2 separate regions of the Homo sapiens genome follow, and region 1 is linked to region 2. Evidence: chromatin contacts called from ENCODE Hi-C or POLR2A ChIA-PET data. All regions are on one chromosome and are shown on one strand. Each heading gives the region's core, a stretch centred on a gene start or an enhancer-like site at or near the end of the contact. The rest is flanking DNA. Distances are from core to core; before and after follow the strand shown.

Region 1 (6,696 bases), core at 2,635-5,134, 3.4 Mb before region 2:
ATCTAGTATTACTACAATGCACTTTAGCAGGCCTAAAGTCCTGGAGTGTACTGGAGTGTAGTGGCATGATCATGGCTCACTGCAGCCTTAAACTCCTGGGCTCAGTTGATCCTCCTGCCTCAGCCTCCCAAGTAGCTGAGACTACAGGCATGCACCATCATTCCCAGCTAATTTTTAAATTTTTTGTACAGGCAATGTCTTGCTATATTGCCAAGGCTGGTCTTGAACACCTGGCCTCAAGCAATCCTCCTGCCTTGGCCTCCCAATGCACTAGAATTACAGGTGTGAGCCACCATGCTCAGTCCTGTTGTACTTTAGACCCAACTACGTCAGCTTTCTGCTGACCCTGCTTTGACAAATGCCCAAACCACCCATGGTTCATCATATCAAAACGATGTCCTTGGACAAATCACATGCTGGTTTGCACCATCTTAGCTCTGGCTTTCCTGAGCATTTTGGCTTCTTAGAGTAGCCCCCCTCCACCTCTCCTTGTGGATGGATACAGATTATGGCCCTTCCCAGTAGCCTTCTGAGACGTGGTGCAGGGTTCCAGTTCATAGCAGCTGGAGTCAGGGCTGGAAGGAGCAGCGGGAGTGTTTTCCTTGGCAGGTTTCTGGCATGCACACGTTCCTAGTATTAAAATACAATGTGCTTTTTCCAAACTAGATGATCTACACCAACCATTTTATCTGTAAACTAGCCCTCTACCCACCCACCCTCAACTCTGGTCTTGGAACTATTTGAAGGGGGGGGAAAAAGAGGAGGAAGAGGGAGGAGGAGAAGGAGGAGGAAAAGAAGAAATCTATGAGGGGGTGTGGCAGTGAGGGGGTGGATGTCTATGAAAATTTATGTGCTGAAAAACAGCTGTAAAATGTTTAATGTTTCAATGAACGTTTTATGTTTACCATAAAAAATCCTCCAGCCAAGAAGGGCTTTAAAATGTTACATTTCCAAACAGATCCACAGAAAGAAGCAAAAAAAAAAAAAAAAAAAAAAAGGATTTCCACAAACCCCTCTCTATGGAGTGACCCCCAAACGCTAAACATTAAAATAGGGTCCTTCTGACCTAGGTCAATGTTGAGGGAGAAAAGAATAACAGGCATGACACAGGGAGAGGCCGGCAAGAAGAATGAAAAATATGCTCATGTTTTTCAAAGCTAAGTACTCATGGCAGAAAGCCTTGGAAATTCAGGCTTTTGAAGGCAGAGGTGGAGGAAGGCGGGGAAGATGCCCAGCTCAGCCAAAAGCTTGCTGAAAGATTCAAATGTAATCAATCAGTCCACCAACAGGAAGAACTAATCAAGTGCCTTAATACTGAGTTCTTCCAGGAAAGATCCTGGCTGAAGGGACACTGGCTTTCACAGACAGAGGCATGTTCATATTCAAACTCCACTCTAAACTAGTCTTGGCTCCTATAGTCAGTTTTTTTTACCTCTTGAGATCTCCATTTCTTCATCAATAAAATGCAGTGGCAGGCGTCACTGGCCAACACTGAATAAATGGTATGTGCTGGGAAGCAGGGACTGGGGAAGCCAGGAGTCATGATGAAGTCAGCTTAGCGCAGCCTGAATCAGGTAGGGAAATTAAGACCTGACATAGGAGGAAACAGAAAACGTTGAAGCTTGGAGGAAAACTAGAGTGTTGCTCTTCTTTGCTTACCCAATGACTTTAGTGAAGTCACCATGTGGGTCTTCAGGCCAACCAACCAGTTTTACTTTTTAATCTCCCTTGTAATTAATATTTTCCACACTGTTTTCGGGTAATAGAAATGCAGTGCAGGCTGGTAATAGAAATACACAGTGGCTCACGCCTGTAATCCCAGCACTTTGGGAGGCCGAGGCAGGTGGATCACTTAAGGTCAAGAATTCAAGACTAGCCTGGCCAACATGGTGAAACCTCATCTCTACTAAAAATACAAAAATTAGCCAGGTGTGGTGGCAGGTGCCTGTAATCCCAGCTACTCGGGAGGCTGAGGCAAGAAAATTGCTTGAACCCAGGAGGCAGATGTTGCAATGAGCCAAGACTGTGCCACTGCACTCCAGCCTGGGTGAGAGACAGATACTCCGTTTCAAAAAAAAAAAAAAAAAAAAAAAAAAAGCAGTGTGGACCATGGGCCCTTCCTAATCTGGCCCCTTCAAGCGTCTTCTGCATATAATGATCATGCAGTCACTATAAAAAAGCAAACAAATAAAAATGAAACGTCACATGTACCTTCTGAGACACACCTTGCAGTTATAGCCTATGTGTTTCTAAAGTCCTGTGCCTTCAGCTTACTATATCCTTCCTTAAGCCCTGTCTTTTCACAAACTCTTACCCAGCTCTCAAAACTTAGTTCAAATACCACCTTTACGGACCTTCTGATCTGTATCAAATGCCTGTTTACTGTGTTCTCAGAGCACACGCTGCTGTGGTGTACCCCAATACTCTTCATACCACATCCAGACATTCATTATGTTACTGGAGGAGGGCGTCCAGGTTCTTGGCGTTTTGAATAAAGAATTGGACAAAACGCATAAACAAAGCAAGGAAAGAATGAAACAACAAAAGTAGAGATTTACTGAAAAGGAAAGTACACTCCAAACGGTGGGAGCAGCCCAAGCATAGAGGCTCAAGAGCCTGGTTAAAGAATTTTCTGGGGTTTAAATACCCTATAGAGGTCTCCCATTGGCCACTTGGTGTACACCTCATGGAAATGAAGTAATGGCCCACAATCAGTCAGATTGGTTGTGGAAAGAAGTTACACTCCTATGCAAATGTCTGATAGGTTGTGAAAAGCAACCAATCAGAGGGTGAAGCGAAGTTACAAAGTTACAGCTCCTATGCAAACGGCTGAATGGTCGTGGAAAGCAACCAATCAGGGGTACTTTCAATTTTCCATCTGCAACTCAGAAAAGTGGGGAGGGGTTGCAGAGGGAGTAGCCTCTGGTCCTTTTATAACTTAGTTGTGGAAAGTTGGTGTTTTCCTTTTGATTTAATTATACAAAGTCAACGTGAATCAGCCTTAGATTCCCTGCCTCCAGATCCTGTTCTCCTGCCTCACTTACTTTTCTAATTTCTTCTCTAAATGATGCTTCTTGAGGGTAGACACCGAATCCTCATCATCTCAGGACACAGTACAAAATACAGCATGAAGCAGATCCCTGGGAAGATTCTGTTTGAGAATCAATGAGTTAAGAAACAAATGACAGCAAACACAGTCTTCTTTCTAGATTGGCAAATGAGGGAATACTGGTCTCTGAGGGATACACAGGGCCAATCTCCTCACTGTCACCTTGCACTCAGAGAGATAAGATGGCTTTTGCTCTCCAGTGCAGAAAGAGTGGCCTCCTCTGCCAGCATGAACCTTGCCTGGGAACTGATATCAATAACGGCTGCAGCACACAGAGAAAGACACTCAAGTGTCTCCTCCAAGGAGAGAGACGGATGTTTCCTTCGGGGGCTGATCGGGTTCACTTCCTGTTCATGAGCACGGCAGACACCTAACCTCCCGGCTGCAGTAAGGGTTGGGACTGTATGTGGGGAGTTGGGGTACTGTGCTTGGGAGACATTAACGAGGCCCCTCTTACTCTTCCACAAGCCAGGGCCTTCTCCTTCCTCTTTTTGGGAGGCCCAGGAAGTGGCCCTTTCCTTGACCAGACCCTACACTGGGAAGCCCCCGGCTCTGACCATGAGACTCGCAATGGCTGTTCACTGGACAATTTCAAGTGAATTCCCGCAAAGTTTCCCAAGAACATCAGATACAAAAGAGTTGATGGATGGAAACTCACACGATAAACCAAAGTGAAAACAAAACTGTGTCGCCCAACCCCATGTGAACTGAAACCGCAGGGCAGAACGCTCTGACTCCGCAGACATAAACAGTTTTAGCCCCGAGTGAGTCACCAGCGCAGCCAGGGCAAAGCTGGAGAGAGATTTCTCGTGATGCGCTGGGGATCGCTGTGCGTTCCTTTCCCTAGAAACTGATTTGTCATTTGAGTCAGAGGAAAGAACATTTCTAGGGCACCTAGTACATACCAGAGGCTCTGGTCCACGCTGTAGATAAATACTTCCAACCTGTTTTCACAGTAACCTGCATAGGTGCTGACTATTATCTCCATTTGCACATGAAGACACAGAAGCCAGGGCGCTGAAACACTTAACCTGAGCCAGAGCTAGAAGTGGGGCTCTGTCCTGCTGCTGCCCTTCACCAGAGGACACCCTGAAGCCCTGATGGGTCACATGAGTCTGCGTTTTCCCTGTCCTGAGTGGTCTCCAAACTGCCTTGATCATGGACTATTATCAGTAAAAATAAGTTTTGAGCACACTCACCCCTAGTATTTGTACACTGATTTATCGACAAACGATGTACAATCTACATGTAATATTACAAAACATTGCAAGGAAAAGACATTTAAATGGGTTGAGATAAAAGATAAAGGTAAATAGGGGCTACTATGTTTTCTATCCATATCCTAGTGCTGAGGTCACAGGGTTGCCAGGTTGAAACTATACATAGACATCGTAGGGGGTGGGAAGAGAGGATAGGAGGCAGGTAAGGAGGGAGAGAGACAGAGATAATGTCCAGTTAAATGTGGAACATCCTTTTGCTAAAAAATTATCCATTGTTTATCTAAAATTAAAATTTACTTTAACATCTTACTTTATGTTGTATGTATGTATTTATTTGAGACAGCGTCTCACTCTGCCGCCCAGGCTGGAGTGTAGTGGCACAGTCTCAACTCACTGCAACCTCCGTCTCCTGGATTCAAGCAATTCTCCTGCCTCAGCCTCCTGAGTAGCTGAGACTACAGAGCACCCGCCCCATGCCCCACTGATTTCTGTATTTTTAGTATAGACAGGGTTTTGCCATGTTGGCCAGCCTGGTCTTGAACTCCTGACCTCAAGTGATCCACCCACCTCAGCCTCCCAAAGTGCTGGGATTACAGGCATGAGCCACTGTGCCCAGCCAGATATTTTGTTTTTGAGACACAGTCTCACTCTGTCGCCCAGGCTGGGGTGCAGTGGTGATCTTGGGTCACTTCAACCTCTGCCTCCCAGGTTCAAGTGATTCTCCTGCCTCAGCCTCCCGAGTAACTGTAATTACAGACATGCGCCACCACGCCAGCTATTTTTTGTATTATTAGTAGAGATGGGATCTCACCAGGTTGGCCCGGCTGATCTCGATCTCCTGACCTCAAGTAATCTGCCCACCTTGGCCTCCCAAAATGCTGGGATTACAGGCGTGAGCCACCGCGCCTGACCAGCATCCTGCAATTTTATTTGCTAAACATGGCAATGCTAAGGAGTCAGTAAATGCTTTCTGTTACAGGATTATAATAAAGATTCTAGGCTTTGTGGGATAAATGGTCTCTGTCACAACTACTCACTCTCCTACTGCAGTGTGAAGTGGCGCTAGGCAGTTCCTAACCTAACAGGCATGACTGTGTTTCAGTAAAAATTTATTGATAAAAACGAGTGGCTGGCTGGACAGGGACTTTGCTGGCCACTGCCCCAGTGGATCATCGTGGTGTATCCCACTTAGGAGACCCATGGCCTGTAAGAGAAGGGCTTGTATTTGCACAGTTCTCCAACAATGTGACATAGTGAAAAAATAAACTCTTATTTTTTCTGTGAGGGTTTCTGGTGGGGGCTGGTGAGTAGACAAAGGATGATAATGGCAACTCTTTTTATCATAGGAGTTATAAGAGGAGCAAAAGCATCTCTAAGACACGCTCATGCACACACGTACACACACAGAGTGCTGCAACCAAGATATCCACCAGGGTGGACCTGCATTTGGTGTGTCAAATTGAATGCTTCCCTTGCCCCAATTACTAGCGCTTCAATCGGCCAACTGGCAGCCATAACAACACATTAACCTTTTTGCCAAATCAATTTCACCAAGTCCCCTTCCAGCACTAGGAGAAATGAAACGGCGCCCCATGCCTGAAAGACGAGTGCTCTCTGCACACCACACACTGTGGAATCCCCCTCTACACGTGGAACTCTGAATTCTAGCTCCTAAACAGGGATCTTCTCATGGTCAGAGGGCAACGGAAATCAGTTTTCCAAGGCTGCCTTCCCTCCCTTCCGCAGCCAGCCGGGGTCCAAAGGTCCAAGCCAAAGGACGCTGCCAACCCTATTAGCAGAGCCATCTTCACAAATCACGTCAGCATTTACTGTGCTTCAAGAGAGGCTGCTTGATTTAACTCTCAGGAGCCCCCCGACGGGTAATTTCACTTAGAAGCACAGAGGACAGTGCAGGCAGCCGTCTGAGTCGCATCAGCATTGTAAGAACGCCTGAAGACTCCAGCCTTCCTGAGTCCCATTTCTTCAACTTCAGGCTGATGGTGCTGGAGCTCACTCTCTAAGAAATGGAGTTTTCAGGAGATGCAATTATTTTCAAACTCAGCAGTGCTACATGGCATGGGGCGAATGCAGAGAAGGGACCAAAGCAGGGCAGGTGGCAAAGGTGACCACAGTGGGGTCAGTTAGGTGGTCAAATGTGGTGACAGCAGGAGGCACACCACAGGGCTCGACTCCTGAGGCAATGTCTCCACCGGTGAGATAATTTAGAGAGAGTAAGTTGACTGAGTTCAATGTGTATATGCATCCTAGCAATAATAAATGCACAATTCTCTGACCCAGATTATTCAAAAACATATTTCCTGCTTCTTCTTCCATAATAAGGAATATCTGGGGTTTTTGTTTGTTTGT
Region 2 (6,302 bases), core at 383-2,882:
TCATATAAACTAGTGCAGAGATTCCTTGTTCCTTTGACCCAGTTTCCCCCTATGGTACCATCTTATAATATTACAACTGGGATATTTACATTGACAGATATAGTCAAGATACAGAACATTTTCATATCTGCTAAGATTCCTCATGTTCTCTATAGCTACATACACTTTCCTCCTGCCCTCACCCCCTCCTTAACCTCTGGTAATCACTAATCTAGAGATTTCCTTTTTGGGAGTTTTTAAATGACAAATTGTTTCCTTAATAGTTACAGGGCTCTTTCATATTGAGTGTCTTGTGGTTTGTCTTTTTTGAGGAATTAGTCTATGTTGCCAAATTTATTTGGGTAGAATTCTGCATAATATTCTCTTATCCTTTTGATACTTGTAGTGATATCCCATTTCATTACCTCCGATATTGGTAATTTGTGCCTTCTCTCTCTCTCTCTTTTTTTTTTGGTCAGTCTTGCTAGACGTTTGTCGATTTTATTGATCTGTTCAAAGAACCAGCTCTGTTTCATTGATCTTTCCCTTTATGTTTTCAATTTCATTTACTTCTATAATTATTTCCTTGCTTCTGCTTGGTTTGCCTATATATTGCTCTTTTTTTTTACTAGATTCTTGAAGTTGGAGCTTAGATTATTGATTTGAGACTTTTCCTCTTTACACTGTATGTATTTCTTACTACACATTTCCCTCACACTGCTTTAGCTATATTCAACAATTTTTGATACATGTATGATTTTATTCCGTTCATTATTTTTTTAATTCCCTTGAGACTTTCTTTTTGACCCATGCATTATTTAGAAGTGTATTGTTCCATTTCCAAGTTTTCAGAGAGTTTTCTGTTGTCTTTCTGTTGTTGCTTTCTAGTTTGATCATGTTGCTGGTGAACACATTCTTTGTGATTTCAACTCTTTTAAATTTGTTGATATTAATTTTATGGGCCAGGATGTGGTCTGTCTTGTATATTCTGTGGACACTTGGAAAGACCAGTATCTTTGTTTTTACCCCAATATCTTTTAAATAAATTCCTTTTTTGTCGGCCAGTCAGTGTCTGTGTCTTGCACTAAACTCTAACTACTACCCCTTTGCAACTGCATTTGTTTAATAGCCTTTATTGTAGCACTAACTATCCCATACTCCCTCATCGTCAGTTTTACACCTTAGTCTCCATCACTACGCTGTGAGCTTGAAGGCGTAGATTTTGTCTTTTTTGTATGTGTCCAGCCTGGTACGTGGCAAATAATTTATAGTATTTGATTAAGGAGTAAATGAATAGCTTTTATTAATGATCACCATTTTTTAAAACTTTGATCTGTGGAAATTTAGTTCTTATCCTTTTAGTTTTGCATATTTTGTCAGTTTTCATCTTAAAAGCAGGGTGGTTTTGGTTTCATAGCTTGTGTTCAGCAAGTAGCTGACCCCAAAAACAGACTGTAAATGTCTGTTATATGATTGGAATGACATTTTATTTCAGCTTAATCATGCCATAGTTCAAGCAGAGACGTGAGATGCTCCTTACTCATTCCACAAGACCTATTTTGCAATTCCTGCTATTTCCTTTATTTCAGGTTGACTTGTCCTCTAGTTGTAGAAGTGTTGTTTCCATAGCAATGCAGCTTACAACGCACATCCCTGTCAGAGTGCACAGAAACCCTGCTGTGTTGCCTGGAAGCCTTGTTTTCCAGTCAGAAAGGAAGCACATGGTATTCCCTCAGCCTTTCCTGCACTTAACTTTGGCTTGCCTTGTGGATAACAAGAAACTCTTGGTTGTTTTCTACCATAGATGCTGGGTTAAAATGTATCTAAGGGATTTTGATGTATAATGTGCCCTGTTACTACAGTGTTCAGGCTGTGGCTGGTGACTGCTAGCGAAGTTGCTGCGTGAAATAGATGTAGGGGACGTTACAGGAATGTGAGCTAAACAGTCTGCCACTCAGCATGAAATTCTATTTATTGCTAAAGCAGTTTGGGGCAACTGCATGTTTGTTGCTTTGGATGATTTTCTTTTGGTTTTTACTGCCTATGAGAACACAATAGAACTGAGTGAACCTCGAGAAGTGGAGAAGCAAACTGTTGGCCTTTCTGAGTGGTTTCCCTGACCTTCAACTAGGAGCATATTTAGTGACTTCATGTTTTTCTTCCTTTGGAACTAAATTGACTAGATTGTACTTGAACACAAGGAGTCTTTTTCATATCTTCTCTCACATTTAGTTTCTTCTTTGCCACCTTTTTCTTTTCTTTATTTCTTTTGTTACTTCAGCTGGAAAGCTTGTTATATGGACATTCATTGGAAATATTCAAGAAAGAGTTGAGTTATAAATAGAGCAGGATTTCAGAGAGACAAGGATATCATCTTAATTGTGATTGGTCAATAAATTGAAGAGATTTGTGTGGACTCACACCAATATAGTGGTAGAAGAATGATGGAGAGCATTTTAATGATAATTATACTCCACACTTCAATATTTTCTCAGTCTTCATGTATTCATCTATTCATCATGTATCAAACAGCATTCATTAAGTACTGCTTTTTGGTTCCCATAGCATTTGACTTTTATGGCAGGAGGTAGGTTCATTATCACAGGGGCCTTAAGTGTTCAATTTAATGAGTTTTCACAATTGAATACATCCATATAACTGATACAGGGCACAGCCAAGCCCCCAGTTGGGGCTTAGCCCTGGAGGGTCTTGGCTTTGCTCAGGAAGTAATTCAAGAGCTAGCTGGTGGTAGAAGAAAACAGCTTTATTGAAGCGGCAGTGTTAACAGCTCCTTGACTGCTCCTGCAGAGCAGGGTTACCGCATAGGCATTGTGCTGAGAGTAGCAGCTCAGGGCAGTTCTGCAGTCATATTTATATCTACTTTTAATTACATGCAGATTAAGGGGCAGTTTATGCAGAAATTTCTAGGAAAAGGGTAATAACTTCTGGATCGTCAGGTCATTGCTCTGGGAAGGGGCGGTAACTCTCAGGTGTTGTCATACCAATGGTAAACTGACATAGCACACTGGTGGGTGTGTCTTACAGAAAGCCGCTTCTGCCCCATACCTGTTTTAGCTAGTCATCAATTTGGTTTGGTATCCAAGCCCTGCCTCTGGAATCCTGTCCTGCCTACTACTTCATAGCCACTATCCAAGATAAGGTATAGTATGATTCCGTCACTCCAGAAAGTTCCCTCATGCCCCTTTCCAGTTGCTTTTGCCCTATGCTCTTTGCCCCAGGCAACTACTGATTTTTATCATGATAGATTAGTTTTGCTTTTCCAGAACGTCATGGAAATCAAAGCATACATTTTTTAAATTTTTGTGCCTGGATTCTTTTACCTACAGTGAAAGAACATGTATTTGAGACTTATCATGTTGCTGTGTATATCAGTGGTTCATTGCTTTTTATAAATTGTTCATATATACCACAGTTTATCCATCTATCCTGCTGATAAACGTATGGGTTATTTCCAAATCTTTTTGAAGACATATGTTTTTATTTATCTTGGGTACCTAAATACCTAGGAATGGAATTGCTAGGTCATGGAGTAGATGTGTGCTTAATGTTTTTGTTTTGGTTTTGATTTGGTTTTTCTGAGACAGGGTCTTGCTCTGTCACTCAGGCTGGAATGCAATGGCATAATCACAGCTCACTGCAGCCTTGAACTCTGTGGCTCAAGAGATCTTCCCACCTCAGCCTCTCGAGTAGCTGGGACTACAGGTGCACACCACTATGTCTGGCTAATTTTTAATTTTTTTGTAGAGATGGGGTCTCCCCATGTTGCAGGCTGGTCTCAAACTCCTAGGCTCAAGCAGTCCTCCTGCTGCAGCCTCCCAAACTGCAAGGATTATAGGCATGAGCCACAACGCTCAGTCTTAATGTTATAAGAAACTGCCAAACAGTTCCTCAAGATGGTTGTACCATTTTATATTTTGCCAGTGATGTATGAGGGTTCTACTTGGTCCATACGTATCCTTGTTCACATGTGATGTTGTCAGTCTTTTTTTTTTTTTTTGAGATGGAGTCTCGCTCTGTCGCCCAGGCTGGAGCACAGTGGCATGATCTCAGCTCACTGCAACCTCCACCTCTGGGGTTTAAACGATTCTCCTGTCTCAGCCTTGGAGTAGCTGGGACTACAGGTGGATGCCACCACACCTGGCTAATTTTTGTATTTTTTGTGGAGATGGGGTTTCATCATATTAGTCAGAGTGGTCTTGAACTCCTGACCTGAGGTGATCCACCCGCCTCGGCCTCCCAAAGTGCTGGGATTACAGGCATGAGCCACCGCGCCCAGCCTTGTCAGTCTTTTTTATTTGGGTAAGTGTGAAATGGTATCTCCTCTGATTTTAGTTTGCATTGCTCTGAAAACTAATAATAATGACATCTTTTCATGTGTAAAGTGACTCTTCCAATCTTACCCATTTTTATTGGGTTGTTTTATTCTGTTATTGGTTTATAGGAGTTCTTCTTATATTCTGAATATAGATAGTTTGTCAGATGTAAATGCTAAGAATTTTTCTTAGTGTTTGTCTTGCTTATTCATTTTTTTGGTGGTGTGTTTAGATGAGCAGAGTTTTTAATTTTGATATTCAGTTCGTCTTTTACAGTTAGTGCTTTTTGTGTCCTAAGAAATCTGCCTATAAGGTTGAGAAGATTTTGCCTTTTTTTAATGGTCCTGGCTTTTATGTTTAGGTTTTTTTTGTACCTTGAATTAATTTTCATATATGGACACATTTAGGTTTTTTTTTTAGAAACATAGAAGCAATATATGCGTGTTCTTCTAAAAATTCAAGCAACACAGAGATATAGAAGACAAAATGAAAGTTAATAATTTGGTGGGGTTTTTGTAAGGTCTCCACTGTTCAGTAGAGTAGTCACTAGCTATATGTGGCTGTTGAACACTTGAAATGCCACCAGTCTGAATTGAGATGTGCTATAGGTATAAATACACACTAAATTTTGAAGAATTAGTAAGAAAAAATAAGCAGTCAATTTTTATTTCAGTTCCATTGTTGAAACAGTAACATTTCTGACATATTGGGTTAAATGTATTAAAAACAATTTCAGTTGTTTCTTTTTATATTTAATAGGGCTAAAATATGTTTTTAAACTAGGTATGTGGTTCCCATTTTATTTCTGTGTGTTTTTTTTTTAAGAGATGGGGTCTCACTATGTTGCCCAGGCTGGTCTCAAACTCCGGGGATCAACTGATCCTCCCTTCTCAGCCTCCCAAAGTGCTGGGACTACAGGTGTGAGCCACTATGCCCCGCCCATTTTATTTCTATTTGACAGCTCTGTCCTAGACCTTTCCCTAAGCATTTAGTAATCTATGTATATGAATGTGTATCTGTATGAGATACTTTTCTGTTCACATATAAGTGTTTTTTATTTATATAAATGGAGTAATCTAAGCCTATTTTCCTGAAGTTTGTATTTTTTGCTTGAAAATACAAAAATACATATACTAACATATTTCATCTTATTGCCTATACATTTATCTGATTCTTGTTAATGGCTAGTATAGTGTTCTACTTTGAATATTCTATAATTTATTTTATTTTATTTTATTTTGAGACAGTCTCGGGAGTGCAGTGGCGCGATCTCGGTTCATTGCAACCTCCACCTCCAGGGTTCAAGTGATTCTCATGTCTCAGCCTCCCAAGTAGCTGGGACTATAGGCACCCACCACCACGCCTGGCTGATGTTTGTATTTTTAGTAGAGATGGGATTTCGTCATGTTGGCCAGGCTTGTCTTGAACTCCTTACCTCAGGTGATCCACCTGGTTTGGCCTCCCAAAGTGCTGGGATTACAGGTGTGAGCCACCGTGCCTGGCCAGTTCTATAATTTTCAAAACTAACTCCCTATACAGACATTTAGGTTTTTTATCATTTTCTTTCTGAGAAACAGTATGTTTGTAAAGATTGCCTCATGTTTAGAAAGATGATACAATTCCTACCAGAATTTTTTTCTCAAATGGAAATGCTTATTACAATTAGGATTAGTAAATTGTGTAGAGGAAGTCAAGGCTTCCCTTGTAAAGGACAAAATGGCTTCGTATCTAGAGCAGAATACAGTCTTGTAGCCAGGAGTTTCAGACCAGCCAGGGCAACATAGGGAGACCCCGTTCATACCAAAATAAATAAATAAAAATAAAAAGAATACAGTCTTTAGGGAAGCAAACCCTTTGAATACAGTGTGTATCTCTAGCTGAAATTCAAACTGTGCCTCTCTTTTGTTCATGATTAGTTACACAGTGAGTTTAGGTAGAATGGGGGGTGGGCAGGGGTCACAGAGAAAAAGAATCCAGCGTTGTGTATCT

What was found. A loop is a pair of places that touch in the nucleus more often than their neighbours do. ChIA-PET counts read pairs that join two places held with the same protein, here RNA polymerase II (POLR2A). Pooled maps may share reads with other maps.
Region 1: a pooled map shows a loop between it and region 2 (4-fold over the local background). The contact joins two enhancer-like sites. A Hi-C loop is called at or near these places in 1 of 50 pooled maps. POLR2A ChIA-PET finds 5 or more read pairs at or near these places in 2 of 52 experiments (OCI-LY7 and activated CD4-positive, alpha-beta T cell).

Annotation. Positions count from the first base shown.
Region 1 is chr16:78,739,824-78,746,519 of GRCh38, reverse strand. The region is part of intron 8 of WWOX (WW domain containing oxidoreductase); the gene reads right to left. Among named protein-coding and RNA genes, the nearest start is that of WWOX-AS2, 240 kb to the right of the region's middle. RefSeq lists an enhancer at 3,495-3,754. Within about 2 kb of position 3,884, at least 12 of the 41 ENCODE cell types and tissues checked have a DNase peak (open chromatin) inside an H3K27ac peak, as active enhancers do.
Region 2 is chr16:75,373,486-75,379,787 of GRCh38, reverse strand. The region is part of intron 5 of CFDP1 (craniofacial development protein 1); the gene reads left to right. Among named protein-coding and RNA genes, the nearest start is that of CFDP1, 57 kb to the left of the region's middle. RefSeq lists an enhancer at 2,684-3,181. Within about 2 kb of position 1,632, at least 7 of the 41 ENCODE cell types and tissues checked have a DNase peak (open chromatin) inside an H3K27ac peak, as active enhancers do.